Regions from separate parts of the Homo sapiens genome. Here all the other regions are linked to region 2. The links are chromatin loops, found by intact Hi-C in ENCODE. Cell type or tissue: mammary epithelial cell. All regions are shown on one strand.

Region 1 (8,000 bases), 68 kb after region 2:
ATTTTTAACAGCTTCCCATTGCCTTTGGTCAAAACTTGTTCATGAAGTCAAAACTTGTTCATGAAGCTTGCAAACCTGGTCAACATCCCAGCCCCATTTTCCTCCATTCCCCATGAACCTGGAAGTCCCAGCCTCTCTGAATTGCTTGCAATTCCTTGAATGTACAGCAGCCTGTCATGTCTCTGAAACCTGGTTACCTGCAGTTGCAAGATGCCACCTCCTTCTTTTTATTTTTTAACCCATTTCCTGTTTGCATTTGATATCTCAGTTCAAGCATCATTTCATATGTTATTTAGTCATCAAAGATTATTGTTACCGGGGACAAAGATGAGTAAAACATGCACCCTACTCTGGAGGAGCTTTTAGTCAATGAGCAATAGATACGTAAACGAATGATGAGCAATTTCCACATCTCTGTACAGGCAACAGTAGGGCATACGAGAGAAACGGAAAATATTTTTTGATATCTCCAGGCTTTCAAAGCCCCTGACTCAGTGCTCCCACACTTACTAAAACTACCACACACTCAAATCATTTGGATCTTAATCACTGGCCCATTTTCTCTTCCAGGAGAACCATCTTGATAATTTCTAAATCTCTAGCCTCTATTGCATATTGGCCTATGAGAGTTCTCCCAAAACGTTTACTCCCTTAGTAAATAAATGTAGGAATGATGACACCCAAGAAGTCCTAGAATCCTGTGTAATCCAGTCAATGGCAGGGAGCTGGGAGTCAAAGAGAATTGGGCCCTGAATATGTGACATAGCAGGACAAATCTACCCATAAGCTCAGATAATGGAGGAGAAGCATTCAAGAATCTTATAGATTAAGCCACTCAGCCGAGAAAAGAATGGAACAGGTGCTGAAAAGAAGTAGAAACAAGAAACCTGAAGACCAATAAAGAAGGGAAGGGAGAGAGGTACTGGTTCATCCTCTGAAGTCAGGAGAGCCAGTCCCATCTAACTCAGCTGAACATTTCTAGGACGTTTCCTAACAAAATGTTCTGATTTCCCCCCTTGCACCCTCCTTATTTATTTATTTAGTATTTACTTATTTATTTATTTTTAATGAGCTTAATTAGGTTTTTTTTTATGCAACCCTAAGAAATTTTACTTACATATTGTTATTAATGTACTCACGTTTTTAGAACAACACGAGGGAAAGAAATTAGCACATAATTCACGAATTCATGAGGACACTTCCCCCTACTGACTATATTTTGATCCACTGTCATATGTTTACATTTAAAAAATATTTCTGAATAGATTAAAAAATGATGATGAGTTTGTTAGTCTTATTACCTGAAAATGAAAATGACCTGGACTACTATAGCCAAGAGAAGGAATGAAATGGATCAATTATTTGCTTCATTTGGCTGGTCATCATTATTGATTTGTTTTGGTTTAAATGACCCAAAAGAGTGTTCTGAAGCATCTCCCAAGGATCATAAGCCGTCCTAAGTCCACATCCAAATCTGTATAATTAGTAATTCTTGTAACTGGCAATATGACCTAAGAGCAATTGAGAACACTTTGCATGCAAGCCATAAGAATATATATCCTATTATAATAACAAAGGTCAGATGTATAGGGATATTAATAAAACCAAGAAATTCCTAGTGTTCTTGAAGAAAAGGAGTAAGATTTGACTAATTAACTTGGAATTCAGGTTTAGAACAGATAAACATACATTCATCAATTATGCCAAGCTTTTCTAATTATTCAAAGCTAAAAACTATTTGGAGATATTCCAAAGACTTCTACATTTTTATAAGTATTGATAAGAAAAATAAATCTCCTTTTCCTGATTTTAGGGAAACAGACCTATATGCTATGTTTAGTTGCAGACACTTTCCATCTCTTATGTTCTATGATAGTACATCTATCTCCTTTACAATTATGTTACTTTGTTCTTCTGTTAATGGTTTTATTATTGATATGTCATTTATTTTAAGTTATCCCCACTCCTGTTGAACATGAATAAATAGAGGATATTTCCTTCTCTTGCAGCTATATTGATGAACCTTTCACAGTTTTTATTCCTTCCAGTCTGAAAGAAACTCCCCACCATCCAAAGCAGACAGGAAAGTCCCCACATGTTGGAATGGGATGCTACACTCGCTGTTCCCAGGGCAGCAGACCTTCATTGTTCCTTCTATACAAAATTTTTCAAGCAGTACACAGTCTCAAATTCTGGGCAATAAAAAGGAAGTGACTGGTTTTTATTATATGCAGGATATTAATGCTTATAAACACTTATTAATAATATATATTTTTATGCTTAATAACTAATAGCTCAAGAAAGTAGTTTATATATCCCTACCTACAGAGGGAGGCAAGCCAAGATCCAAGACACATCTCCGATTTGGGATTTAAAATCTGCTTCCAAATTGAAGTGCTTAAAATCAGTTGTAAATTCTAATACTTTGAAATTCACTTTGGAAACTTTGGTTTGCTGTTGGAGAGAGATATGACATTTGCAGAAGAAAGTTGGCTGATGCGTGAGCTGTGGGAGGAGCATGTGCCCTTAACTAGCAGTGCTTCCTTCTTAACTGCAAGGTTCCTTTGTGTTCTCTGCACTCCTTTGGGGAAAGACAGCTTCAGTGAAGCTCTGCATTCTCAAACATCTATTACTCTTTGGCTTGAAGATTCTCTTTTCTACAAAACTTGTTGGATTTTCCCTGACTTCTTTTAGAAACTAATGTGCACTATTTGATTTCTTTTTTCCCTAAACAACTAATAGTTGTGAGCCTTCGACCAAGAATTACATCATTTAAAATGGAGAGAGACCACATATTCACACTGAGCTTTCTTCTGTGATCCAAGTCATATTGTGTCCATGCTAATTTTCATATGAGTACACAAGCTACGGAAAGGAAGATGGCTAAATATTCCCTAAAGGTTTTTCAAAAAGACTGACACCAACTGTTAAAAAAAGAGACAGTTAGACATTTTGAACATGGGTGGGCTATTTGTTATCATAGAATCATTTTTAATTGCTTAAGTTGATATAATGAGTTTTTGGCTATTTTTTAAAAGAGTAATTATTTTACGGAGATATATTGTGAAACATTTGTGGATACAATACTATGATATCTGAGATATGCTTTGAAAGAATATGGAAAGGAGAAGTAGATGGGAATATGGATCAAATAAGTTTAACCCTTAGTTGATAATTGTTGAAGCTAGGTTCTGGGAATAGTTTGTTATCAGTTCTGTCTACCATTTTATGCATTTAAAATGTTCTGTAGTAAAAAGCTGAAAAAAAAAGTCTTAAAATGTTCTATTGACAATTTATGGTTTCTTTCCGTGTGCTGTTCCAGTCCGGTCTTGGTTCTAGAAACCACAGGAGTGAGTAGAGAGAGGAACAAGACTAGACATAGAGTTGGTGATTGGAGTGTGTGATTGTGTCTATTTCAGTGTTTTTTTGTGTAACTGTGCATTTGCTCATATGTGTAGATTGGTCATTGATTAAGTGAAAAATTGGAAATATATGTAAAAGCTTAATAATGTATTCACTGTTTTTATATCTATACATTAAATTACTCATTTTTTAAAGTCCCTTTTATTAGTTATGTGCAACTGTATGATAGACTTGGAAATATCTTTAGTTCTCAAATTTTTTAGCTGTAAGCAAACTTTCAGGTAAACATTACTTTTGCTTAACCACAGAAAAAAATGTAAGAAAGATTGAACAACTTTCCTAACATTCATTGCATTAGTAGCATAGGCAGAAAATAAGACCATTAGTAATATTTTTAGCTCTCGGTTTACCAATTTCCATGTTATCCTAACATTCCCATGAGTTTTAGTCACAATTTTTATTTTTTACTATAATAAAATCAAATATTTTAAAACTTAGGCATCATGGAACAAGTTTAGATAATGAAGTGCCAACTGGATTTTGGCACCGTTCCTTGCATATTTGTCATCAAGAGTCAAAAGTAATAGGAGAGAAATTAGATAATAGCAGTTTGGTTTCGCAGAAATGGAATTGACATTGTACAGTCAGTGCTGTGGAATTCCGGATTCTGCAACTACAACTACCATCCTCTCTAATCAGTTTCAGCAGATACATTGGGTTGAATTAACATCCGGAAATCTTTTACTACAACGAAACTAAACATTTTTGCCTAAGTCTACAATGTTTAGTCATAACTCATGTTTGTTCTTTTTGCATTCTGAAACTATTATACATGGCCTGTCATTGAATTACTTTCCTTTAGTGTTCCTTTGTTGAGTTTGGCCAGGAAGCCTGCCCAGCCTTGTGACCAACTAATACAGTATTAGGCATTTTGGAGACAGTGCTGTATTTCTTTTTGTAACAAAGTTTTCAAAGTCAAAATTGAACCAAATTCTCTTTGTCTGTCTGATATCACTAACTTTTAGTAAAAGGAAACTCCATTTTAAGGTAATCTCCCTGTCATGTGGTATTTCTCTTCCCTAACAGAAATTGTGAACTCCCTCTTGGGCCACGCGCCACCAAGTCCACTTGAACCACCAAGCACAACAGTCTTTATTTTATCTTTATTTATTTTTTATTTTTTTATTTTCTGAGATGGAGTCTTGCTCTGTCACCCAGGCTAGAGTGCAGTGGTGCGATCTCAGCTCACTGCAACATCTGTCTCCTGGGTTCAAGTGATTCTCCTGCCTCACTAGCTGTGTTTACAGGTGCCCGCCACTGTCCCTGGCTAATTTTTTGTATTTTTAGTAGACACGAGGTTTCACTGTGTTGGTCAGGCTGGTCTCGAACTCCTGACCTCAGGTGATCCTCCTGCCTCCGCCTTCCAAAGTGCTGGGATTACAGGTGTGAGCCACCATGCCCGGCCTACACAACATTTTTTAGATTTCAGCTAGGGTAACTGTGGTTTACTTCCCCAGTTCCTTAGACATGATTAAACAGAACACATTGTGTAGCTATGTGTGTGGACCTGGAGGGAGTTCACAGTTTTTGTTAGGGAAGAGTTAGTGCTTTGCCTAAAACAGATGGGACATGTGTGTACTACACTTGAGACCTCCATAGATTAGAATGAGTGTGAGAATCAAAGCCATTCTCTTTCCAAGTTTGGATTTGTTTATTTCTTTCTGTTTCTGCTTAATTCACCCTTTCAGCACCAAGTTGATAAAATATTACACGGAGATATTCTTATTTTGACACCAGCATACCAGCAGGTAGAATTGTGGGCAGGGAATAGACAGTATCCAAAGATTATTTTTGCTTGTTGGTAACTTTTGGGTAATCTTAAAATGTTAAACTAGATTCCATACAGTGGTTAATCCATACAATGGCTCTCTCTGAGAGACAGTTTACTGGTGGCAGCATTACCAAAGTCACAGGCAAATACCACTTCTGTGCCTTTTCCTGAGTCCAGATGATTGATTTTAAAATTAAGGAGTTTCTGCCATTTTCAGTGAAAGAGATTAAGGAAAAATAAAAAGTGGTATAATAATAATGACACCATGGCCAGCTAGTTCCTCTCTAGCCACTACAGGTCACATTATAATAATAGAAGTATTAATCCTTACTTATCCCACCATGAAACAAAGACACAATGGCGATCACTGTTTTAAATGGCAAATTCTACTCTGGTAAGTAAATTAGTCTGCAAGCTTTAACCAATAAGGAAACACAGAAGAGAAAAAGTCAAGAACAGATAAAATTTTAAAATATGCTTAAGGTCATGTAGATGACTGTGTCAGTGTTTAATCATCCTGCCTTTACCCTTTGACAGATAGAGACCCTCCCTCAGTCATCAGTTGGAACAGCCAAGCAACTCTTCTGCAATGTAGATCCAGGGGACAGAGTGACTCATAATCCTTCAGTGGTGATGTTACTATTAGAAGTCAGATCCAGCCACAAATATGTAACCCAGTAAGATATCCATAGGAAAATAAATTCAAGACAGACTATCCTCTATTCCAAAGTTAGTCTCTTAGAATTAGTCAGGCCTTTTTGATTTGAACTATGTTTTAGAAAAGGTTTAACTTCCTATGGAATAATTCATTTGCTGAATGATAAAGTCAGTTCGGAAGTATCTGGGGTTGCCATCTACATAGCTTGCACCCAAATAAAGAGAAATAAGCTAGAGTAAGCTTTGACCCAGGTGCCTAAATAGGTAAGTTAATACACCCAAGTTCTCAGCAGTCACCATGAAAAATAAAAAGTAAAACCCAAAGACTACTGTTTGCACAATTCTTGACCAAGCATTTAAAAGTGTACTATGAAATGCTTATTAAACACCTTGCAGACACATATTAACATTCCTATTAAAATTAACCTGATCTTGGTTCAATAAACTCATGCCATGAAGAAATATGACATCTGTGGAACATTTAATCTCTGTAATTGGGTCGCAAAAATACGAAATAGAGACCTAAACTCACATGGAAATATTTACTTTTATTTAAAAACAGAATTCTCAAGTGCCTCTCTGCTTTCTGATTTCATTCAAGTCAAGAATAAAAATACTGAAATGTGGCAGGATTTCTAACAGAATGAAAGCCAAGAAACACTGAAAACATAGTTTTGAGATTTCCGGTTTAGTTTCCAGGACAAAGAGATTCATTGTTGGTTTTATCATCTATGCTACGTAGATACCTGGATAAACAAAAGCTGTTGACCTCTTTGGGGTCACCTGTTGCCCCATTTTGGCTCTGATTTTGCACTGCTCTTCACAATACAGTGCTGGGATGAATCCAACCTCTCTTTACCACAATGGCTCCTAATCATTCCCAAAGGAAGAACTGGAAAATATTTGGAATTTTTCTTCTATAGTTTCACATTAGTTTATTCTCAGAGCACTTATCATCTGTGTTTTGAGCCACATGTTGGGTAAAGAAATATGTAAGAGGGATTTAATCACTTTTTCTCCCTGAAGGGTGATATTGTATTTTTGTTAGCATAGTGTTTATTTTGTTTTGCTTTGACACATGGCTTCTGTAAAAATTTCAGTCAGTCTTCCTCTTCGGATTTAAGTACTCAATTCCAGGCAATGAAGACAAACACCAAAGCATGACTTTTTAATATTGTAAATTTAGTTGCTTTTCATGATTAATCTTTTCATGGTATCATTCAGCTCATTATCTTATACATATTGTCTGTAACACAAGAGAATGTATCAATTTTGTGAATTCATGACAAAATTTATGAGTACTCAGGTTCCACTTATCACAATCACAAATGCTGTTTTCTTTTCTTGTAAACTTACTTCATTCTTATGCTCAAATGAAGGAATAAAAGCATTTGCTAGCAGCCAATATTCTAATATCAGCTTTGCATACACAATTTTGTTAAATAAGACAAAGAAAAAACTGAAAAGGGAAACAGAAGTTATTAAATTTGGTTAAGGGATTACACCTGGTTTTCTGCTGCCCTGATTTGTTTTGGACGAGAATGCATTGAACAGATGTTATTCTTTCTTTCTTTCTTGCTGGGATTTTTGTCGGTTATGTTTCGACATATTACTCTATTTATTTATTTATTTTTTGCATTCCCATAGCCACCACCCTATGTCCACTTTTAGCTACATTTCAGAACTTAGCCATAGCCTCCTAACTAGCAATATGGCAAAATAGTAGCAAACTCAGGTGACTATTCATAACAGTAGAATGAAGCTGGTAAAACTCAGAGAGGCTGGGCTTAGCTGCTAAAACCCCCTTTGTGGTCAACTTATTGCCATTTGACTTCCATCTTGGATTATTCTTGCTGAGTTGCCATATACCCATTCTTTTTCACTACCTAAACCATTGCCTCACACCATGTTCCTTCAATGATTCTGCTACTAAACTGAAAGCTCCTGGTTTTATTCCTATTAGGCATGTAGGAATGACTGTTCTTTTATCTTCGACCCTGACCTCTAACTCTGGTATTTGCTTTCTGCTTATGCTTCCTGGCTTCCTTCTACTCTGCATCCACTCAAAACAACTAGCACTTTGCAACAACAGACTTCAGCTTCCACGACAATTAATAGTAAAAATTATGGAAGAATATAGCTCATCTTG
Region 2 (8,000 bases):
AGACTCTCTGCAGATGGGCCTTGAGCCTTTGTGTTTTGTTTTGAAAATCTTCACAAGACATCTTGATGCCTAGGCATGTTTGAAAATCAACTTAGTGAGATATAAATTTTGTTGAGTAAAGAAAAGGGAGCCTGCAATCCATGTTTTGCATGACTCACAAAGCAAAAGAGGGCCAGATCAGGCTTTTGAGCAGGGAAGAGATAACCTCATGCAGTTTTGTAGATACCAAGATGATAAGACTGATTTAATATCAGAGAACCCAAAATCAGGTTAAATAACGTGTCCAAGTTCATGTAGCCAGTAAGCAGAAAGCTATGGCATAATTCCAAGTCTTTTGATTTCACTTCAGTGTTTGTACCATGGAGGCAGACCAGAGGAAAAGAAAAAAAAAAGATTTGATGGTAAGTAGGAGAAGGAGAGAGGTTAGAATACTATGAAAGATATCTCTAAATTGAGAGTCGTGGATAACAGGAGGGAAGAAAACTGAAAATTGAACACCTATCATGTGCCAGGGTATATCTCATTTAATCTTCCCAAGACCACAACAGGGTAATAGTGGCCCATATAAGGATGCTGAGGGTCAAGGTGGTTAATAGTTTGCCCAAGGCCACACAGACAGGAAGTGAAATTCGGACCTACACCTAGGTCTGCTGGCTCCAGAGCTCATGCTCTTCACTATTCTACTTGGTCCCTCATCGGAGAGCAGTGCTTCTTATCAAGGGCAATTTTGCCCCCAGGGACATTTGGCAATGTATGGAGACATTTTGGGTTGTCACAGTTTTGGGGAAGTTGGGGGCTGCTACTGGCATCTGGTGGGAGGGCCAGATATGCTGCTCAACCATGTGCACAGCAGCCACAAAGAATTATCCAGCTCAAAATGGCAGCACTGTTGAGGCTGAGAAACTCCAGCCCAGAAGGATGGTTGTAGCTCAGAAAGTTGGAAATGAAGGACATGTTGATGAGCAAGTTGATGAAAGGATTTCAAACATTCGTGTATTAGGTATTCAATTAAATCTAGCTGTGTCTCCTCTCTTTCTGCCTGAGTGTTACATGAGGCTGAGATGTTGCCCTATATGTTATAATCTAGTTACTGACTTTCTCATGCCTAACTGACTGCATCTTTACAAGAGCCCTCCTTCAAGACCCCAGATGGGTTTACTGCAAGAACGGCTCTTGTGCCAGTTTCTAACCACCTGTTAAGGTGAGGAAGCTTTAGTTCCCCCATTTCTTTCTCTTTTTTCTTTCGGTTTTATTATTATTTTTCTTTTTTTTTTTTATGACCCATTGAGTTCTTGGCAGATCTGTTAGACATTTTCTCCAAGTTTCTCTTTTGAGCCTTTTATCTGAGGGAGGTGGATCTTTGTTTACCCAGACCTGAGTAGAAATTACCAAGACCAGAGGCCACAATGAGGCAGCCATTTTTAGTCACTTTCCACCTGGGCTGAATTTGAGCCAGAAGATAAGAGACAAAATATATCCCATTATCAGCCCCCTAAGCCATCTACTCCCCCTGATTACTCCCACAGATATTCTTGTTTCAATGCCAGTAAGCCCAAATACTCTGTTTGTGGTGGCTTGGAGCCAAAATCCAGGTGTGATATTCCAAAGCATTCTTGTAGAGGAATTTTCAGCTGGTATTTTGTTTACCTGCATTTTTGGCCCATCTCAATCCCTTAGGAGCCAAAAGCTCACAGAACTGTAACATTTCTAACTCTTACCATACCTGTCTATAAAATATGCATGAATACAGACTTTACACAATGGATCTGTGGCCTTTGGTGACCTCTTCATTGCCTTTAACTTTCTTCACGAAATTCCAAGAGACTGTGGAAACACCTCCTATCTTGCTACTGCTCATTAGGAATCTAATACCCTCTCACAAAATGCTCTAGGGTTCTTGGCAAGGAAAAAGAAAGGCTGTAAAATCAAGATATGTTGTTCTTAGGATTACTTTATATATATATTTTTTGAACGCTCAGCTTAAGGCAAACCTGGAAGAAAAGCATAATAATTATACTAGTCATAAATGAATATTACCACCTTATCCATTCTAGAAGAAGATTTAAAAATAATCTAGGTTTGGATTTTGATGTGTTTGGTGTTGGGATCAGTCTTCCCCAATACCTTCCTCTTTACGAAAAGAAGCCATTGTGTTGTTCCTCTCACTTTGGGGCTAGGAGGTATCTGTTCTGGCTCACTCTGTGACTTTCTCCTTTGCTCACCTTGCAAATGTTCTAGGCCTTATCTCTGATGTCTGCCTTGGCCTCTGGGAATGCTGCACAGCACTGGCCATGGGTCAGTAGAGAGAGACTTATGGCAGAAGGCTTGCAGGCAACTTTTTCTCCTACTACCTTTATTGTTTTTCAATCTTGTTTCTGCATCTGTAAAATGCAGATAATGCTACCTGGCTTCTTTGCCCCATACATGAATCAGGAGGACTTTGTCTTATTCATTGTATCTAGAGCAATTCTTGGTGCCTAGGAGCCACATAATAAATATATGCTGAATGAATGAATAAACATCATGTAAAAGTCTCCAATTCTAAATGAATTTAAGGTACTTCTTTTTTGGAGAGTGCATTGCATTTTAAACTAGTCTGTTTTTAGTACATATAGATAAAATAAAAATTTTCAATGATATTTCTGCCCTGGCTTGCTTCCGGCCCTGGGCCATGCAACAATTGGAAAAACACAAGGAATGAGATTATCATAGATTTTTCCATGTAAGTAGTGAGGGGCCCTTCAGAGCATGCAGTATTTTTCCCTTGGCATGGTTTTAGTAGAAAATGCTTATTATTATTTATTATGTATTTCTTAAGGGAAAATGGTATAGAATCTTCATCTAGATTTTTCTGATTTTAAGATTTATATGAAGATGAGAACTAGATTAGGACTTAGGTTCTTACTGAGTCCACTGCACTTGTATTTCCTGCATATGTCAAAGCATGGATACCCGTGGCCTTGGCTTACAGCTCAGGAAGAGTGAAGAACGTACAGCCGATGCCTGCCTCCTGATTCATAAGCATGATGCACACACACACGTTATCAGGACAGTGGCAGCCCATTCAATGGCAAATCCTGGAAAAGTTAAACTTTAGTACTTGTGTATTTTGCTGATTCCCTGTTGCACTTCTGCTGAATCTTAGATAACTTGAGCCTGCATATGTTTTTGTTTAAATGACTCAGGGTAAGTTTCCTTCTTTGAACATCCCTATGATTAAAAATTCAGGCTGGGCACGGTGGCTCACGCCTGTATTCCCAGCACTTTGGGAGGTTGAGGTGGGTGTATCACCTGAGGTGAGGGGTTCCAGACAAGTCTGGCCAACATGGTGAAACCCTGTCTCTGCTAAAAATACAAAAATTAGGTGGGAGTGGTGGTGGGTGCCTGTAATCCCAGCTACTCAGAGGGCTGAGGCATGAAAATCGCTTGAACCTGGGAGGCGGAAGTTGCAGTGAGCCAAGATCGTGCCACTGAACTCCATCCTGGGTGACAGAGCAAGACTCCGTCTCAAGAGAAAAAAAAATAAAAAAAGAAATCGAATGTTATGATATCTTCTGCCATTGGTAATCTGCCTGATCCTTTAAATAAAAACCTCAGGGACACATGAGACTTAGAATTTTTAGAGTTGAGATTTGTTAAAAGATATTTTAGATTTTTTTAAAGAGGCAATGAGGTGCATTTACTATGTAACACTCTCATCTGGGCCTGGACCAGCAGACATAGTCAATAATTAGAAATTCAGGTCAGATTTTGCCACCAAATGAGTTCAAATCAAGTTAGGTTTTGCCACCAAGTGAGTTTAGAAAACAAACAAACAAGTTTTGGTTTTTAGAAACTTTCAGATGTTTGAATTTTGGAAAAGAGACTGCAGACAGGTATTTCAAAACCTCAGTTATTGATTCACTGTATTTTTAAAAGTTCCACTAATAGAGAAACTTAATTTTATTGACAGCCTTGTAGAGAGAGGTAAGCATCTTGCCTTGAGGTACTTTTTTTCTTCACAGAAAGCCTACGGGCGTTTCTGCTCACAGTCATGTGAAAATCAGCTTAATGTATTTCTTGTTGCAGGCTGTTAAAATGGCTTGAATTCCACTAGAGGGCAGTTGGGCCTTATCTCAGTGGACTTTATGGTTACCAGATCTGGTTCTGTCATAATTGGGTAATTTTTGTCACTGACCCCTGTTGGGGCCAAAAAAAAAAAAAAAACCTCCCCGTTGCCCTCTGGAGGCTCACTGAAAATCACCGGGAAAAGGCAGATTAATAGAAGAGAAGGCGTAAAAATTCATTTGATCATAGTTTTAAGTGACATGGGAGCCTTCAAAAGGAAGACTCAAAGATACAGGAGAAAACTGTCCATTTTTGTGTTTAGGTTCAACAAAGTACAGATAGTTGTGTAGAAATGCGATTGGACAAAACAGGTATGATCTAATGCTAACAGACTGAATGGTGAAGCCCAGTAAGGCTTGTTCATCTAGATTCTTCTTGACATCTCTGAGCATGCATTTCTTTCTTCTGTGTATGTGGCAGGGCTCTTTCTGGAATGGGGATCTTATGACCTACAGTCAAATAGGGTAAGTCAGATAATTTATCTATGGCCAGTTTTTACACAGGAAAGTGGGGGAAAACCTGGAGTGGTTTTTAGGTTTTATGGCTGGCTTTGGAGAAAAGGGGTTCTGGCTTCTATGACCTGCCTTGGGGAAGGGGGATTCTAGTTTCTGTGGCTAGCCTCCAAGGAAAATGAGGGGCCAGAGGCAGGAGGGAAGGAAAAAGTCAGAGAGAGCTGCTTCTAAGGCTTTCATGTTGGAGTATTGTTTTCTGAGCCCCATACACCACCACTCATTTCTGTTTCTACTCAGCAGCTGTCTGTCCCACTTGACATCACCTCACATACATCTAGAGGTCAGTGATTTCTGTGCTTACATTTCCAGCCTATGAGGCTGTTCTGAGCTCCTATTCAGAATCTCTAGTTAGCTGTTTGAAAGACCGTTTAGTCTATTGAGGATTGACCTCATGAGCGCCATTGCTTGCCCTCCACCGCATTTCTTGTCTTCCAGTGCTCCATGACTCAGCAAAAGTCAACACCATCCATTTGGTCATGCGAGCCTAGGAATGTAGGCTTCATCCTCGACATTCCCCTTTCCTGCATAATTCCTCATCAAATTCCCTCTACTTTACTTACCAAATATACCCCCATGGTCTGTCTACTTTCCTACATCTCTACCCCTAGCTACCACCTTCTTTTGCCTGGCTATTAGACACCTAACTGGTCTCCTAGCTCTACGCATGCCTCTCTGCCTTCTTCCAAATTTCTCTCTTATTCTCTCTTTCCCCTACTGCCAAGTCTCTAGACTTTTTGATTAATCTCAATTTTTATCTCCACATTTATATATCCCTATCCATTATGAAATATTGTTTTTTTTTAAAAGCATGTGAAAGACCAGTGCACTGAAAACTCAGTTTTCTAAGAGGGTAGTGGTTCATGATATATGTAAGTAGTCCTCACATTGTGTGAGTCCTACATGCATGAATTTAGGTTATTATGAGTTATTTACATAACACCATTTCCCTAATACCAGCCTTCCAACAATAAGTTTCAAATTTTGGATCAATTTCTTAGTAATTTTCTTAGGTATGACTTCCCCTTGGAGATCTGGACAAAAATAAAAAGTGAGCACATGTACATAGATAGCTGTAAGATGCAGAGGGGGTACTAGAAAAAAACACACATCTAATTGGCTGATGGTTTCCTCTGGGAGGGGAGTGGAAATAGGGGTATAAAGAGTTGTTTATCTTTTATTTTTATCTATTCAAACATCTGTACGGTTTGAATCTAAAACAAAAATGTAACCAGGCATTACTTATTAAAGAAAATAGGAAAGAAAGGAGTAAGAATGATAGATTATAAGTGATTTTTAAATCTTTTAACAAATGTCCTCCTGAATTGTTCCAATAATTATTTTTAAGATACTGGAAAGACTCAATCTCCCTAAATATCTCCTTTATATCAATTCCAACACCAGAAATTTGTCATTCATTCAGTGAATATTTTACTGAAGGTGTCTTGCAAACAAAACTCCATGCTAAAATTCCTTTCTTTCTGTCTTTCATAATTCCTTATTAAAATGCAGATACCTCCTCTTCATTCTCCGTGGCTAAGGTGTGAAAACCATCTTCAATAAACACCTTTAGAGATTCTGGCAACTAAGAAAAAAAGGGAGCCTGTTTGTGTTCCTCTATCCATCCATTTATGTAGCCATTATTGAGTATTTCCAGTCACTATGACAAGCTGAGTGAATCTGATGAGCAAGGCAAATTAAAATCTTCTAATTTACCAAACAAAAACAGTAGAAAGAAAAAAATTAAAAAAAGATAATTGCATTTCATAGCTTCATATATACACGCATTAACTTAAAAAAAAAACTGAGAAACGAGAAAAACCACTGAGAAGGCATGGGGCTGGGGGCCACTACACAAGGTAAGGCAGTCAGTGTAAACATCCTACTAAGACTCATAAAGAGAAGAATAACATTTAGCTCAAAATCATTTAAGTTGCTATAATGTCCCCTTCCTCTGTGTCCAACCTGAGTACTCTTTAATAAAGTCTACTTTGCACACATATACCCATATATGGCCCCTCTGGAAAAAAAAAAGAAAAGAAAACAAATGGGATTATGTCTTTGTTATTTGTTAACTTGCTCTTCTCCTTAATTAGATGTAGAAGATTTTCCAAAATGAGTAAAAAGTCTACCTCATTCTTTTTGATGTTGCCTCAGTGTTGCATCATATGGATGCACTATTATTTATTTACCATTTCTTTATTAATGGACATTTGCTTTCTCAATTTTTTTCAATAACAAACCATGCTTTATTGAATCTTCTACTTTTGTGCACATATTGAGTTTTTTTCCCATATGGATTCTTCAAAATGGAATTACTAGATCAAAGAGTATGCACATTTCAAGTTTGGATAGACAATGTCAAATTGAATCAATTTATACTATGAGTGTCCTTTCTACTTGTCAAGATGTAACATTTCAATAATTGTTTAAATTAAATGATGTCCGATAGATGAAAAATATTTTATTGTTTTGGTTTGCATTTCCCTGATATATAGTATAGGTGAAATTCTTTTTATGTGTTTAGTGGAGATTTATATATTTTTGGTCATATCTTTTGCTCAGTTTTATAAACTTTTTTTTTAATTGAGAAGAGCTCTGCAGAGTCATTTGTTTAATTTAATTAAAAAGCATTTATCATCCATTGACATTATGTAGGCATCACACTAGGTGTTGATGTCTCAAAGTTGTACAATATAGAGTCCCTGCCCTCCTAAGGGTGGGGTGGTTGGAGGGAATGCAGATTTGCAAAGAAAATAAAAGCAGTAAGATGTTCATACTGTCATGTTAGACAAACTGCCTACTTAAGAATATTGGATTGCTCAGTCATCTCAGAGGGAGAAAGATTGAAAATAGCATAAAAGTTCAACTCTCTGGTAGCAAACCCGCAATATATTGAAAGTTGCTTACTATGTTTTAGCTTAGTGTTTTATGCTTAAATATGCCTCTTAACATATTTAAGTCAGAAATTACTACTTATAGCAGTTCTGAAGGCCAAAGAACTAAGAACAGTCTTTCAGGTAATTATTTCAATATTGAATGTTTTTTTTTTTTTCCCACTATGTCTTTACTTGCAGTGATGCTGTCACTCAATTGGATCAGAGTTGTTTGACAGCTTCCATGACCTTTCACTACACACATGCAAGGAGCCATACTCAGACCTACACAGATAGAGCCACACAGACACAGCTGCACCAAGTGGCATTATGAGAAAGGACTAGACAGGATGCAACTGTGATGTTACTTAGGTGAGGAGGCCGCTCCAGCTGAAGAGGCTCACAATGAGATTTCTATCTGCCAGAGATTTGAGATCGCTATCTGCCAGTTATGTCAGGGAAGTAATTTAACACATCAGTGCTGCAGTTTAAGATGAACTATAGAGAC
Region 3 (8,000 bases), 310 kb after region 2:
TATATTTTCAAAATAATAATCTAAATAGATTCTGGTTAGTTGTCCAATTTAGTGCAACCTGGGAAACCATTGGACATAAACTCTGACTTTCCCCTAAGCCTAGCCCTCCCCGACCCCGGGCTCCTCTAGCAAAGCCTTCTGAAATAGGATTTATGAGATGACCAACAATGCAACGAAACTGTGGACAAAGATACTGACATTAGATTTGCCATGGCCACTCATGACAAAGTTTCTATTGGCTTTTGGCCCATTTTCAGATGTCTGTATGATGAGAGATAAATTCTCGAATATCCCATTAGAGTTACTAAGCAGCCCCCCCATTCAGTGGAGTATACATATATAAAGATTCTATTTCTTCCAGTCACTGCCTTTAGCCATACCTAATTCATTCTCTGTTTCTTGTCACTTTATACTATCTGGGATAGATTCCATAAATTTCCAGTCATGCTGAGCCATTAAAACTCTGTTATTTTAAAGCATCAACCTCAAATTTGATTTAAGTCTCTTCCCTCCTTTGGATCTTTCTTGTATGGTTTTTCAGAGGGCTGTGCAGACCCTTTTGCTCCACAGTTTCTTAACCAGGAGATCCAGCTTGAACTCCACCTCTTCTTCCTACCATCATCAGCACATGCCCCCACCACAAAGCTTCTTGTTACTGCCCTCCCCCAATCCCTGCACTTACTCAGGCAACCACCTTGTGGGCAGGGCAAGATGTCTACAACCTGGCTATTTTCTGACCCAAAGTCAACTCACTCATCTTTGCCACAAACAGTGGTAGGGCAGATCAGAACCCTCTCCTTCCTAGTGTTTCTCTTTAGGTGCTTCTTCCCCCAATTCAGATTTACGTAGAGACAAATTAGCCAGTTCATGACCTAAGCAGATGTTTAACCAGGACATCCATCCATTCCACTGAGGTTGCCAATCTTGCAGGCCCCCAGCCTCTGAGCTCTTCTGTCTTGCCTTGGTGAGGAGAAAGGAGGTGAATCATCTCTTCTCTCTGTGGGGAGGGGAGGTGAATCATCTCTCATTCCAAATCCTACAGATTCTCCAGTTTCTCCATTGAGGCTCACACTTTCCTCTCTCCGTTCCTTTTTCATAAAGACAAAATTGGGGAACAGTCACATGTGGTAGGCTCAGCTTTGCAGACTCTATGGAAGGCTTGAGGAACGTCTCATGATTGGCTGCTCTCTTCAGAAAAAAAGGGGCTTTACAATTTCACACATGTTGTTCTGTGTTATGAGCCTTGGTGCCAAGTCTGGAGAAACCCTGTTCAACATCTTGTTACACTCTTCTCTTTAGGCTGGCTGAATCAGCTGGGGTCTACCACTGAGTGGCAGAAAACTTGACCCAAAATGGCCCTGGCAATGAGGAAGTATGTTGTATCACTTAACTAAAAAGTCCAAATGGGAAGATCTGGCTTCAGGCCATATTGATTCCTGGTTCAAAGGACATCTCCTGGTCCCTAGCTCCACTTCATTTCCTCTGGATGAAGAAATAGTAGATGGAAGAGTTGTGGGGTCCTTGCGGAGGCCCCCAAGTTTCACATCATTACAAGCCAGCTTTCCCAGTTGTGCAAACAAAAGTCCTGGAAAATGACTTGGGTTGTGTGCCTATCCCTGATTGTCTCACAGTGCTCAGTGATAGCTGATGCCACTCTGAGGGTCAGTTGAAGTTTGTAAATAACTTCACTCCATTCCTTCTAACCTCTTTTGGTATCCATCAAAGAAGGCCATGGATTTTCCAGATCAAAATGTGTCCAAACATAAATTGAGGGCATTAGATACATGCTAGGACCTGAGTTGAAGGTATGGGCTTGGTAACATAATGTAGCTATTTCTGGGTTTCAGACGGGCATAAAGATTAGTAAGATTAGTTAAAAATGTAGGGCCTTAGAGTAAGACAGGCCTGGATCCAAATGATTGCTTCACCAGAGCAAGAAACCTTGGATAAGTACTTAATTTCTCTTGAGACTCAGTTTCCCCAATTAGAAAATGGGAGTATTGAGAATACCCAAATCATTGGGTTGTTAAAAGGATGAAATAAAATACCTGGCACAATTATTATATTTCTTAATATATAAACATATGTTATATAATAAATATGATATATTAATATATGTATTATTCTGTTCTCATGCTGCTATGAAGAAATACCTGAGATTGGGTAATTTATAAGGAAAAGAGGTTTAATTGACTCACAGTTCCACGTGGCTAGGGAGGCCTCAGGAAACTTACAGTCATGGCAGAAGGGGAAGCAAACACATCCTTCTTCACAAGGCAGCAGGAGGAAGAAGTGCCGAGCAAAGAGGGAAAACCATCTTATGAAACCGTCAGATCTCATGAGAACTCACTCAATATCACAAGAGCAGGGTGGGGGTAACCTCCCCCATGATTCATCCACCAGGTCCCACCCACAACACACTGAGATTATGAGAACTACAATTCAAGATGAGATCTGCATGGGGGCACAGCCAAACCATATCAATATACAATTTATATAATAATATAACATATATTATTATACAATGTCTGGCACAAGGAGATGCACAATAAGTACTATTTTTGTTGCTAAGTACTTTCTCCTCCGGGCACACAGAGCAATACTGTGGAAAACCATGCTAAATTATGAAGGATTTTCCTTGTAGTTTCTAGAAGTGGCCAATTTGATAGTTATCCCAGGCAGTAAGCAAATTATCCTGCCATTTCTCCTATTATTATTTGTAAATAGCAAATGGAGAACCTAGTATGAGAGATGGAGGGTGAAGGAGACTTAAGTATATGAATTGTCTTAAGCACTGATGTGTTTGTGTATATGCATATATATATATCTGCATACGTGTATATGGATATATATGTATAGATGTGTGTATGTGTATATATGTACATGCATACATATGTATAGATGTGTGTGTGTGTGTGAGACTAAGATGTTTATGCTAGGATTATGCTAGCAGAGATTCATTGATCATTTCTCAAAAGTAACACAGGATACTTTGCAGGCTATGCCAAATTTGAGACACATATGAATTTAGCAACACTGCAAGATGTTGCTGAGGCCTTCTACTCTTAGATATGTTTCCACAAAAAGAGGAAAATCAAGGCATTTTTGTGGTGTCATTTAAAGCGAAGCAATCTTGCTCAAATTTAATATTTAAGTAAATTGTAAAAATACTGACGACATAAATTCACTTTTCTAAAATGCATTTTTAACATTTATTTATTTACGATATTTTTTTTTTTAATTTTTTGAGATGGAGTCTTGCTCTGTCACCCAGGCTGGAGTGCAATGGCACGATCACAGCCCACTGCAACTTCCACCTCCTGGGTTCAAGCGATTCTCCTGCCTCAGCCTCCCAAGTAGCTGCGATTACAGGCATGCGCCACCATGCCCTGCTAATTTTTATATATTTAGTACAGGAGGGGTTTCGCCATGTTGGCCAGGCTGGTCTCAAACGCCTGATCTCAGATGATCCACCTGCCCCGGCCTCCCACAGTGCTGGGATTACAGGTGTGAGCCACCGTGCCCAACCAAAATTTATTTTTTTAAATAAATAATACTAGAATTATGCTTGAGAGATTTCTTTTTTATATCAACTAAAAACTGTGACTTTCTGTGATCTAAAATTTTGTTTCTTTGGGAGACAGTAACAATGAAGGTAATCTTCCCAAGTATACTACATGAATTATGTTGAAATATTTGGTGTAACTACATAAATATAAATGTAACAAGAGCCTTTTATTTCCAAAATGAGATTCAATTTATTTTAAGAATAAGATATCAACTAGCACCCTCTTGTGGAAATGATTATTTTAGATATTGGAAAAGAAAATCTTACACAAGCAGCATGGTGGCACACCTATCATAGATGTATTTTTTTCCACACACTCTTGATGACTTCAAATTAATTGTATACTTTTGTTTATACACAGAGTCTAGGAGAAGATGTTAACATGCAGCACAGTGATGACTGCAGATTTATTCTCAAGACATTTTTTTCTTAAGTAGATCTTCAGCTGTCATCTGATTCAATTAGTCTAAGAATTTTAATTTATATTTCACTTCAAAAGGTTGAACTAGATAAGTACACAGAAATACAAATAAAAGTACTTTTTACAAGCTTTAAAACTGTGGTGTCCCCTATCTGTATTTTTTTCCTCTAGCATCTGCCTTGCCAAAAGTTCTCTTGATGCCTCCTCCCCGGGGGATAGGTTCTGACCCAGACCTGAACCAGTTCTGACCAAATGTGAAATCCTCCAGGAATGTCAGCCACCCTTCCTACCTCCAATTTTTATTGATTGATTGTTTTGAGACAGGGTCTTGCTCTGTCATCCAGGCTAGAGTGCTGTGGCATGACCATAGCTCACTGCAGTCTTGCACTCCTGGGCTCAAGCAATCCTCCTGCCTCAGCCTCCCAAGCAGCTAGGACTACAGGCATGCTCCAACATGCCCATGCTTTTTTTTTGTAGAGATGAGGATTTCATTATGTTGCCCAGGTTTGTCTCAAACTCCTGGTCTCAAGCGATCTTCCCGCCTCAGCTTCCCAAAGTGCTGAGATTACAGGTATCAGCCATCACACCCGGCTCACCTCCACCTTCTTAGTGGCCAGTCACCTTTCCTATATGAGAGTATATAAAAAAGAACAGTCACACTTGTCTAAGAGTGAAAGTAATTCTTGGGCTTAGAATTTTCTGGTACTCAAGCTATTCAAAGATAGGATGTTTAACTGCTTAGTAGGCAATTGACAGAATGTGTTCAAGTTCAGTTAGTTATTTGGGCTCAATAATCTTCATGGTCCCTTCCAATCTGACATTCTAAAGCCTTTCTATTTAGTCTAATGGCCAGTGCCTCTGAATGAACTAATCACTGCCATTGCTCCTCTTTTATTTCTGAGATGGTCATGAAGATTTTAACATAGTCCTTGCAGCATTGGTCTGTATCTTCCCCCGAAATTATTCTTTCAAGTAAACCATCAGGACCTTCAAAGGGCCATTCAAAGTGCACATTAGGCCAGACAAGGTGATGCATGCCTATAATCCCAACACCTTAGGAGGCTGAGGCAGGAGGATTGCTTGAGCTCAGGAGTTTGGGACCAGCCTGGGCAACATAGGGAGACCTTATCTCTACAAAAGTAAAAATAAAAAACATTAGCCAGGTGTGGTGGTGTGCATCTGTGGTCCCAGCTACTTGCAAGGCTGAGGCAGGAGGATGGCTTGAGCCCAGGAGGTTGAGGCTTCAGTGATCCATAATCACACCACTACATTTCAGCCTGGGTGACACAGCAAGACCTTGTCTCCAAAAAACAAACAAACAGAAAACAAACCAGTGCATATTTATTAGGGAACTCGGCCATAATAGTGACATGAGGCCCTTTAATCATTAGTTTTAAACAATTATAAATAATCAAGGAATATATAGGTTATCTCCAGCAGATAATTGTCAGGTATAATTAAGGGTGAGATGCTGATTCAGACAGAGAAATGTGTAACGTAGAAGGCATAGGGGCACATATTCAAGGGAGACATGAAGCATCCTGAGATGAAGGACAAGTGTGGGATTTGGGGTACAAACAATCCAATTCAAACGCTGGTTCTGTTTGTTGTTACATGAATGGCCCTAGGTATCTGAGACTCCCATATCTGTCAAATAAGAATGATTGTATTTACCTCACAGGGTTGTTGTAAGAATTAAATGGCATAAAAAACAATGAGAAGCACAGAGCATAATACTTAATCCAAGAAGGCTCTCAAAAACTGCTAGCTTTACTTTTTTGTTTGTTTGTCTTTTTCTTCCTTCAGCCTTTATTTTTGTGTGTGTGACAGAGTCTCATTCTGTTGCCCAGGCTAGAGTGCAGTGTCAATGCTCACTGTAGCCTCAAACTTCTAGACTCAAGCCATCCTCCTGCCTCAGCCTCTCGAGTAGCTAGGACTGTAGGTGTGCACTACCAAGCCTGATTACTTTTTAAAATTTTTGGTAGAGATGGGGGTCTCACTGTGTTGCTCAGGTTGGGCTAGCTTTTCTTATGGCCAGAAAGGGTCCTTGATGTTTAAGGATTTAATAGCCAGGGGCTGGGGGCAGGGGGGACAAACTAAACAAATATTTCATATATGAAATTAAATTGTGTTCACTGATTATCCCTGATAACCTTACCTGATGAATCAGGGGACGAGATCTCCATCTTCCCTAATATTTTACAATATTTTTCTAATAATCTTTGATTACTGATTGGGGCACATTTTTATCTCTCAGCATTTAGATTCAGACAGTGTGAGTGCTCTTAGCTAACTTGGACTCATATGTTTGTGTGAGCAGATCTTTGTAAGTTTGACCTCCCTAGCCTTTGCATTAAGGACATCTCTGAAAGCTGAAAGCAAACACTTTTAGGAAACAACAGCTTCTCTTCTCTACAGTGAGGAATCCCTGGAAACCTTGGTAGTTGAGCCCTGACTATTCAATAATTCAGTTAACTACGGAATTGGTTAGGTCTATAAACTTGGTGATCACAGTTCATGCTAGGAATTCACTTCTGAAGACTTAGTAGTATTCAAAGGATGCATAATTTAAGACATACTGTTGAAGGATAGTATTTGTAATTTATTAGCTAAAGTAGTATCACCATGTGGCAAGAACAAAAATAGCATGTATTCAGACAGCACGTTTTAAAAGTAGCAATTTCTTATTAATTTTTAATTGATTTTGATAATTTTGTTGATTTTAATGAATTTATTTTCATTTTAGTTACCATTGTTCAAAATGTTATACAAAACTAAACTTTTACTGTTTTTTATTTGGATGACTTCTAGTACATGCAATTCAAATATACATAAAAGGCAATAACCCTGTAATTTAATTTTTGTGATAAGAACTTAATGTTAAAATGGATTCCTGAAGCTAAGTGAAATGTGATGATGGCTGGACTTGGATAATGTTAAATAAGTATTAGGTTGCTTTGCTTTGTTTAGCACTCTACTTAATAATTTGATTGATTCCCTGAGTGAAAATAAATAGATAAGGTGCTAGGAGAATTGACTAGCATTAAAAATGTAAAGGTGGGGTTTTATGGGCCATATAGCAGACTGACCACATGCTTATTTAAATAAAATTGAAGAAACTTCAACAGGACATATCCACAATGAGAGAGAAGAGATACATATATATATATGGAGAGAGAGAGAGAGAGAGAGAAAGAGAGAGAGAGAATGAGATTTCAGTGGATACCTGGAAGAGGAAAAGCAGCTGGAGGAATGGGATGGAGGGAGCTGGAACACAGTCTAGAGTGTTTAAACAAAGGGCTACAACTGAGAAGGCTCTGGTTATGCCTCCGAAACCTGGAGTGTGAGATAAAGCACAAAGGTGTGTGGGTGTGAGAATGCAGAGCAAAATATAGGAGTCAACTGAAGATATATACCTAGAAAAATTGACCCTAAATTCTCAGCCACTAACCTGTCAGTATGCATACAAATCCAGGTATCCAGACCCTTAGATCCTAAGAAACAAACTGGAATGATCTCTTTGGCTTTTATTTCATATAATGCTGTAGAAAAAGCCTGTCTGGCCACAATGGAGTAACATGGACCAGATTTACCCTTCTGGTTTAAACAACTAAGAAACTGGACAAAATACATGAAACAGCAGTTTGCAGGACACTGACCAACAGGGACTGAAGAACAGTGACTCCTGAGAGATGGAAAACCGATGAGGTAGACAATACAATTGGCACAGCTCACTGCTTGGTGAGAATTTCCAGATTGCAAATAAGAGAGAAACCAGGCAGAAACCAGTGGTTTCCTTGAATTAGGAAGAAGGAGATGAGAATCTGGGGAAGCCAAGTAAGCTAAACCACCAGAGAGGAGGGATGTGAACAGGAGGGGAGCTCTGGAGACATGCTGAGGGCTCCTTTAAGCATTCAGCTGAGTCCTGATCAGTACATGTGTGAGGAAACTACCCAAGGCCAGAGAAAGAACCAAGGTAGAGAATAAGGAAAAAAAATCCATAGAACTCAC
Region 4 (8,000 bases), 790 kb before region 2:
TGTGTGTGTGTGTGCATGTTTCTTGCCAAATAACCTAAAAATTACTTCTCTGGCCCCCATGACTTTTTTTTGGTCCTGTTGTAAGCTTGACAGAGATTTTATTTATCCTTATTAAATGTGGCTTGTTTATATCTAGTTATTTGTGTGAAGTTTATGCTTAAGAAGAGTGGGATTCGTTTTGGATATATTATCTCAGAGCCAACTGGACTCTTATTAGCGCTTGTTTGAAAATGGATGTGTGTGTACATGTACAGATGTATGTATGAAGTGTGTGTGTGTGTATACACACCCCATCTTCTTGAGTGGTTTCTCAAATTGTAGGATTTGAAAGAAATAAAGGAAAGAAAGGAAAAAGAAAAATCCCTTAAGTAAGAGGACAAAGGAATGCTCTCATAACTGGGCTGGAATTGGAGTTTGTGTTTCATTTAAAATGACAAATCAGCAAATCCCTCTTCAACTATGTTACATCAAGGTGAATTTTCCCTTCATTCTGGGCTTTGGACACAATTTGCCTGGACATCTTCCCAGGAAAGCCCCTGTGTAAAACCCCTATTAAAGCAAAGTCATCATAAAATCATTTCATTTCCATAATGCTTGTCTTCTGACCTGTGTGAAATGTACCACAACTCTTGAGGTACGTATTTTGAGTCCTAACATACAAGAAAGTTGTTAGTTGTTCTTAACTAGCAAGAAAATTAAAAGTGAACACAAAATTCTCGTATATGCCCAAACTGTGATACAGATTGAAGATAAAAGGTGGAGATTCTTTCCTTCCATATGGTGAAGCAATTTGGGGAAAGAGAAATTAGACTTTCGGCAGAAAGAAAATGTCAGATTTTTTTGGCGGGGGTTGGGGAAGTGTTTTTCACTCCCTAAATTCTGGAATTTTATTCAGAATTAAAGGGAAAAAAAAAAGACACATGTCTACTGATTTCACTCTTAGGACTTATCTATCTTAGTGCCAGGACGAGAGTCGGCACTGCGGATCTCACCACGGCAAAGGGGGTGCTTTAGGAGGACTGCACAATTTATTGGTCACCATGAATTAGTTCCCAGTAAATTATACAACACACATTGTCTCTTATCTCTTGCTAGGGGACACTGCTGATTTCAGAGATAAATGGGATTGACTGTTTAATTTCACTAGTAAACAAACTTGTAGGAAAGTGGAACTAGCATGCGGCGTCCGAAGGTCTCTTAGTACCATGAAACATAGGATGAGTGTGAAGGTGCTTATTATATTAAAAAATTAAGGTGATTATCATATTTAAAAAATCAAGCAAGAAGAATGTTTCTAACTTAAGACCAGTAATAGCTGCATTTAATGCCAGAATTTTCCAAGGAAATGAAACAGGTCAAACAGAAACTTCGGTGAAGACGTGCTCTGGGGAGAAACCAGCTGAATAAAGTTCAGTAGCTGACTCCACTTAGATTAAACCATTGACTCTGGAAAGCTGTATATCTCTTTAGAAGTTTCTATTTTTCCTTCTTTCATCCACAGGAAAAGCAAACAAAACAGAGGTGGGGGAGGGGAGTGGAGATAAATAAATCACGTTCATATGCTAGGTCAATTTTTAAGCCAATTTTGATCTTTATGGTAAAGTATTTTCCACATCTGCCAACCACAAGTGTCTACATATGGTAACAGGTAACTTTCTTTAGTACTATATAATCTGTGAGACATAAATAACTAGGCATTGTAATTGTATGGCAGTTACCCTACAGTTGAAAGAGTTACATGATTATTAGTAACCCATAAAATAAGGTGGTAGTGTTTTTTTTAAATAATCTGTTATAGGAATTTCTTGTTTCCATACTTTTCTTAAAGACTGTAAATAATCTTGTTATGCTCTGACATTCAGCAAGTCATTGCAAAGAAATATGTTTATTCCTTCAAGATACCACTAGATTATCCATTTCAAGAAATGAATATTAAATATGGAAGGACACATTTTGTCCTTTTCATTTTAGTTCTAGATTTTGCCATATGGTTGCCCATGGCTTTTAAAGAACAGTTAGTATCAGGAATGAACTTTTTAGCCACAACATTTCTGTGATTTTTGGAAGTGTGATTTTTGGAAATTCTTAAAAACCACATTTTGAAATATTGGTAGTTACTGTTGTCATTCTGTTTCTTTTCTTTTTCCCCCTTTCTTTCTCCGTCTCTCTTTTTTGTGACCAGTGCCTCTTCTCACAGATAAACCAGTATGATACAGACTTTTTGTGTTTAAAAACAAAACCTAGACTTACAAAAAAAGTTCCCAAATAACTTGTATTTAATTAGTATGTAATTTATTTAATTAGTTCCCTGTCTCTTTCTTTGCAGTGATTGTCTTGATTTCTAGTTCTAGTTTTAAAACAAGGAAAGTTTTAGGCCTTTCTTGATTCAACTCATGTTGTCCATAGCACACCTCACTGTCCCTACCAAAGAAAGGCATTGAATTTGAGATTTGATGCATTTTAGTCTTTTTTTTCTTCCACCCTGATCTTCTATATATGGCTGCTTTGCAAAACAGTTTTGTGCAAGCAGACATGACTTAACTCCATTCCCTACATAGAGAACTATTCAACTTTACTTTTATGTGTTTTGAATACTGCCTCATGTGAGACTGTGACAGCAATAAAGTATGCATGGCCAACCTTATTTTAATAGCGAAAGAGAGCTGCTTTTAATTAATAAGTGGATCTCTTTATGTCTGGGGTTTTCAGTTTATTTTGTGGTTCCTTGGAGTTCTTCAATTATGTGGCCTAAAAGGGCTATGTTAGTGCCGACTAAATCCTTTTTAAAATCTGTCATTTACATGTTTTCTGTCTGTAACCTGTTTTCAGATTACTGTCTTAAAAAAAAAAAAAACAGCAGTAGCAGTTTTTCCGTAAAACGTTAAAATCCATAGACCAAAATTATATATATATTTTACATTATTAATGGGATGCAGCATCCATGTACAAAATTAGAAGACTAGCTGTGCTCTTCAGCTGCTCCATCACATAGGTTAAAGAGTCTTTATATTGCATATTTCCCCACTCAACATCTACTTTTAAGTTACAAAACTGATAGAACTTGTGTAAAGCATCTACTTGGTATCTTGAGCATTATAGAAGGTGTGCAATGGCTCTTCCTGCTGGTGATGCCATTGCCGTCTTTGGTATGTATAGAATTTTACTGAGTTCTGTCAAATCTGGGATGTCAGTGTGCCCCACGACTTCCCCACCAACTAAACCCTAAGGGGTTTTTATGCTACCGCGGGAATCCAGTGCCAGACTTGGACCCACAGTGACCCCAAATAAAGTGATTCCTGGGTGGTAATATGGATGCTTTATGATTGACATACACATAAATACATCCAATCTTGCTTATGAAATTTTGTGATCTGCTTTTGTCATTAGAGGATATAGTGAATCTAATTCTGCATCGGGGATACGGGATACAGTGTATTACTGCATTGAAGGAGATTTGTCTGTAGGAGCATGAGCATTCTGTAGCAATAGGCATAGCCGTCTTCTCGGCTGGATGTTAGTTACTAGGAAGTATTCATTGTGTGGGTCACTATATTTTAACAACTCAAAATTTTTTAAAAAAACCATGCTCTTTTTGAATAGAAAGAGAGAAAATATTAAGTCTTTAAAAGTCAGAGGTAAAACCGTGGCCAATCTGAATGTTACTTCTTTCTGGTTACTTGAACAGTGTCTCTCTGAAGTCTTCCTTGGGTCAGACACAAATAAATGGGAGGTTGCTCTTGGAAACACTCCCTAGGCACTGGTAAAAGTTGTCGGTAGATGGCAGTACTGTTCTACTACAACATTTTTTAATCCCTGCAAATACTGCCTAACATTTCATTCCCAGTCTTAATTTTGAAAATGCTTGATTAGTTACATTAAGCAATGTTTGGGTGATTTTTTTTCCCCCTTTTAAACTTAACAGAATTATAGCCACAGCCTGAAAGAAAGCCATTACTGGTAGACAACAAATTCTTAGTCGTAATTTAGTCCAACATAGAGAATGACATACCGATTTTTAATTATATTTGTAAAATGGCTATATAAATATATAAAATGGTTAACAATAATGATTATAATTTCTCACTTAAACTTTGCATCAGTGTTTTTTCCTCTAATTCTACCGAGGGTAACATCTGATCGTTACGGTGAATCATCTGAGATGTACATTTCTATGAACATGTTTATTTCTTTTTACCCCTACAGGTCTACATGTATGCCTTGCAAATGGAATACTTTTGAACTCTGCTAAGATATCTTGGCATATACAACTAACTTGTAGATGAAGAAAGCTAATATCTCTACAGTTTTTATTTGGAAAGTCAGGGAATAACGCTATCCTTAGGGAAGGGTGGTTTACCTTCTTATATTAGTTTTTTGCAGGTCCCTTAGGAACATGCATTACAGAAAAATAGGCTGCTCTTCTGTTTGTCTTTGTGATTCAGATTATAATAATTAACTCTCTAGGCTAAATATAACTAACGATCTGTGATCATCATTTAAAATGGAATCTTTCACAGTAAATTTGCAATTGGTATATTTCCTGAACTTCTCTTATTTTAAGATATTTTTAGGGAAGATTTCATATAGGATGGGAGGTGAAATTGGTAGTGTTTTCTCCCTTTTTAAAAAAAAAAAAAAAGAAAAGCATTGTCTTACTAAAATTCCATTGGAAAAGATAAATATATTTTGTTTTACAAAATACTTTGGGAGGATAAATCTTCCTTTTAAATCGAACTGAATTTTAAGAAAACTGTGGCTTAACTGTTTATCTCGTTTTCCTATTTCTTTACCTAATTTCTATCTAGAATTGTAAAATGATTGATTAGAGACTTAATCTGGCTTTTGTTTTTACCTTAAACTATTTAAAAAACTAAAATGTAATGTTAATGTTTTTTGTTCTCTATTGTCTTTAAAGGCATTAGCAGGTAGAATAGAAAGAGATAAAACATCTGGGTAGTCTAAGTAGATGGGTTCTGTTTCAGTTATCATTTTATGCTTAACTTGTACGGGTCTAAGGTATATACATTCTCTTAACTACTGTATAAACTAGAAATTTGCAGCATAAGCCACAACCTGTGCTAGCTGAAGCACTTAGTTACAGCATGTAATTCCCAACAGATTTTTCTGTTATATTTTTTTACTCACCCTCCATGGAATGATTAGTACATTTTGGGGATTTAATTAGGTGTGTGTGTGTGTGTGTGTACACATACATATACATATACCCATAATATAGAGACAACTATTATAACTGCTATAAAATAAAATGTGCTGGTGGGAATTTGCGCATAGCTTATGCTGAGTATGTGGAAATTTGGGATATAACATATGCAGTGTCTCCCAGCAAACAGAGATAAGTATAGTAATAACAAATTTATAAGATATTTGTTAGTTATGTTCTTCCATCAGATACTGATAGACAATATAAGCCAGCCAAGAAGCACATGAGTCAAAGTTACTTTAGAAGTACACAGTGGAATAACACCCCCGTGTAGTAAGAACTTTGTTTCCTTGAGAAGTTTGGATCACAGGGTGGTGAGGATGAAACCACTGCCTCTATGATTTGCAATTGAAGTGATGCTGTTGAGTGATACTTTTTGAAAGAGTAGCTTAAAGTTTTGAAGGAGTAACATATTTACTGAAAAATTTCTGTCAAAGTGAAATTCTAGAGACTAGTATTCATTTATGCCTGTTAAATATTTGCGAGAAGTAAAGTTTCTTCGTGTTTGACTTACAATAGATTTCTCAAGCAATGTTTCTCTCCAGCCAGCTATAGGATGAGGGTGGACAAAAAAAATTGGCTTTGTTTCTATTTTATGCACAGCCAGACTTGCTCTTATGTTTGTAATATTTAAAGGAGTTCAATAGGAGGCCCTTGATTCTTTGATCTAATGCCACAGTGCAGTTTAATGAGAAAGGTTTTTAATATTGTATGCAATATTGAAAATTTGTGCCAGCTCAGACCAATATAATGTAATGTTAGATTTACACCTTGGATCCATTCTTTTATTTCTTGTCATGAATCCACTCCCCCAGCCCCCCACCCCTGACTGAAACAGGTAATTACAAAGGTCTTCAGATCAATTTTTGTAAAGGGGCACCCTGACGGGTACCATGACTGAAGTGTGACATGAGCCTTTTCCAATACAATGGGTGGCCTAACATTCCTCTGGAAGCCCAAGCTCATTAAATATTCAGTTCCTTTTTCCCCCCCTCCCCCCTTCGCGCACTTAGCTTGAGTCGCACTAAGTCTGGGGTTTCTTCGCTGAAGACTTAGGAAAATTGCTTCGAGTTCTCAGATTGAATTTTTTATGTGTATGACTTCATGATAGCATTAGCATGTGCTTTGATCCATGTGTGAATGGCGCTGGGTCGGCGCTTATTGCCATATCCAGATGGTGTTACAGGGAACAAACAGTTGTGTTTTAGGATTTCTCAATAGACTGTCTAGACTGGCCGTGCAGCAGACAGATACAGCCACCCATCAAATTAGCGTTTGTCAGATTTATGGTAATGGTTCACCAAAGCCTTCCTGTCATTGACATTAAGATTTACGCCTCCAAAGTTATTTTGTCTTCCACAGAATATAGCTTGTGATTGCTTGGATTTAAAAAAAAAAAACTTTAAGACAGAAAAGTCTTGTTGAATGTGAGCTGTTTCTGAATGAAAAGAAAAATATAAAAGGCATTAAACAGTGGCTGCGGCTTAGGAGCAGTATTGATTAGGGAAAGGCCTCCTCCCCACCCCCAAGCCCCCTCAAGTGATAAGAAGGATGTTCTGCTCTGGCTGGTGTCTCCCATTTGCCCTTGTTGGAAAGAAAAACACGTATGTGGGTGACTATGGCCAGATTTTGCCCTTTCATGTTGTTACTCTGGAGTAACGTGATCTGCTGCCCCAACGCGGTGGGAATAACCTTTTGACAGGCAGTATGTCCATTCTCAGTGGAAATGTTTTCCCAAGTCTGGCCAGGCTGCCTTTGATCATACCTCCTTCCAATGTGGGGTCACAGCTACTATGCTATGCAAGAGTCACAGGTTCCTGCAAGGAAAGTGAGAGACATGAGGGTTTAAAATAAATAAATAAATATGACCCAAACCTTCTTAAGTTCTCAATCATTGAAATGAAGTCAGAAGAATGGAAATGGCCACAGGAAGTGTTCAGGACGTTTCGTGTTAAACATGGTGTGCGTCTTTTTGTGTAAGTGGGTCAAGCAATGCATTTCACACATTTTCGTGTAATGCGGCTTAGTAGTGAGGGTGCATCTCATCCTGGACACGCTGAGGCATGTCGGAAAATGTGTTTTCCTATTGTATGTTGGTGCAAATGACAAATGGTGAAGAGGCTGGGAGCTGATGAAAATGCTGAGATGGCCACAGAGGACAATATGTAGGGAAAAAAGCTTTGCGGAGGTGAAAAGCTCCAGCATTTTTCAAAGGAAGTTCTTTCATCTGTCTGAGAATGGGCATTTGGGGAAACTCCTGCTAACCCCTTTGGTATGTCAGGATTGAGAACTGCTGCCTGTTCTAGTACAGGGCAGAATCTTTGCAGAATTTTTACTGGAAAGATATCTCTTATCTACTCCAGTGGCTGTAGCAAAGTTATATCAGTTAGTGAATAAAGTATTCTCTATTAAATGTGCTGGAGCTGAAGGCTTCTTATTAACCTGCAGCAGCCCCTGCATCTCTGGGTAGTGGTCCTTCTATCAAGCCCCCTTCCTTCCTTCTCTCCTTTTTTCCCCCCTTCCATCTCTTCCTCCTTTCCTTCCTTTCTTTTTTGCTCTTGCCATACAGTAATCATTTGATTACTCTGTTTGGGACTGCTATTTTGGCCTGTTTTAAAAGACTTCTCTCTCATATATGTGTTCAAATTTAGTCGTAAGTATATCTGATAAGTTGTAGCAAAAACAATTGTTGCTCAACTAAATTAAATCTCAAAAGATTACATTTTTTCCAAACAATAAACTGATGGATTTTTTCAGTTTTGTCCATCTTCAAATCTTT

The links. A loop is a pair of places that touch in the nucleus more often than their neighbours do. Peaks named below come from ENCODE experiments on the same cell type or tissue, not always from the same donor. Only the 100,000 strongest peaks of a DNase experiment are listed, where the experiment ranks them.
Region 1: it touches region 2 in a loop (5-fold over the local background); 5 of 110 quality-filtered maps call a loop at or near these places.
Region 3: a loop joins it to region 2, with 4 times the contacts of the local background. A loop is called at or near these places in 4 of 110 quality-filtered maps.
Region 4: it touches region 2 in a loop (6-fold over the local background); 21 of 110 quality-filtered maps call a loop at or near these places.

Annotation. Positions count from the first base shown.
Region 1 is chr5:53,358,820-53,366,819 of GRCh38, reverse strand. No RefSeq gene overlaps it. Among named protein-coding and RNA genes, the nearest start is that of FST, 120 kb to the left of the region's middle. In mammary epithelial cell, no CTCF peak of the experiment used is centred here; DNase peaks (open chromatin) are centred at 4,139, 4,919, 5,809 and 6,609; H3K27ac peaks cover 6,798 bases.
Region 2 is chr5:53,426,936-53,434,935 of GRCh38, reverse strand. No RefSeq gene overlaps it. Among named protein-coding and RNA genes, the nearest start is that of FST, 50 kb to the left of the region's middle. In mammary epithelial cell, a CTCF peak has its summit at 4,097 (motif pointing right); a DNase peak (open chromatin) is centred at 4,115; H3K27ac peaks cover 775 bases.
Region 3 is chr5:53,119,694-53,127,693 of GRCh38, reverse strand. No RefSeq gene overlaps it. Among named protein-coding and RNA genes, the nearest start is that of MOCS2-DT, 14 kb to the right of the region's middle. RefSeq lists a cis regulatory region at 7,257-7,429. In mammary epithelial cell, CTCF peaks have their summits at 3,613 and 3,812 (motif pointing left); a DNase peak (open chromatin) is centred at 993.
Region 4 is chr5:54,213,840-54,221,839 of GRCh38, reverse strand. All of the region lies in intron 1 of ARL15 (ARF like GTPase 15), which reads left to right. Among named protein-coding and RNA genes, the nearest start is that of ARL15, 93 kb to the left of the region's middle. In mammary epithelial cell, a CTCF peak has its summit at 3,775 (motif pointing right); no DNase peak of the experiment used is centred here.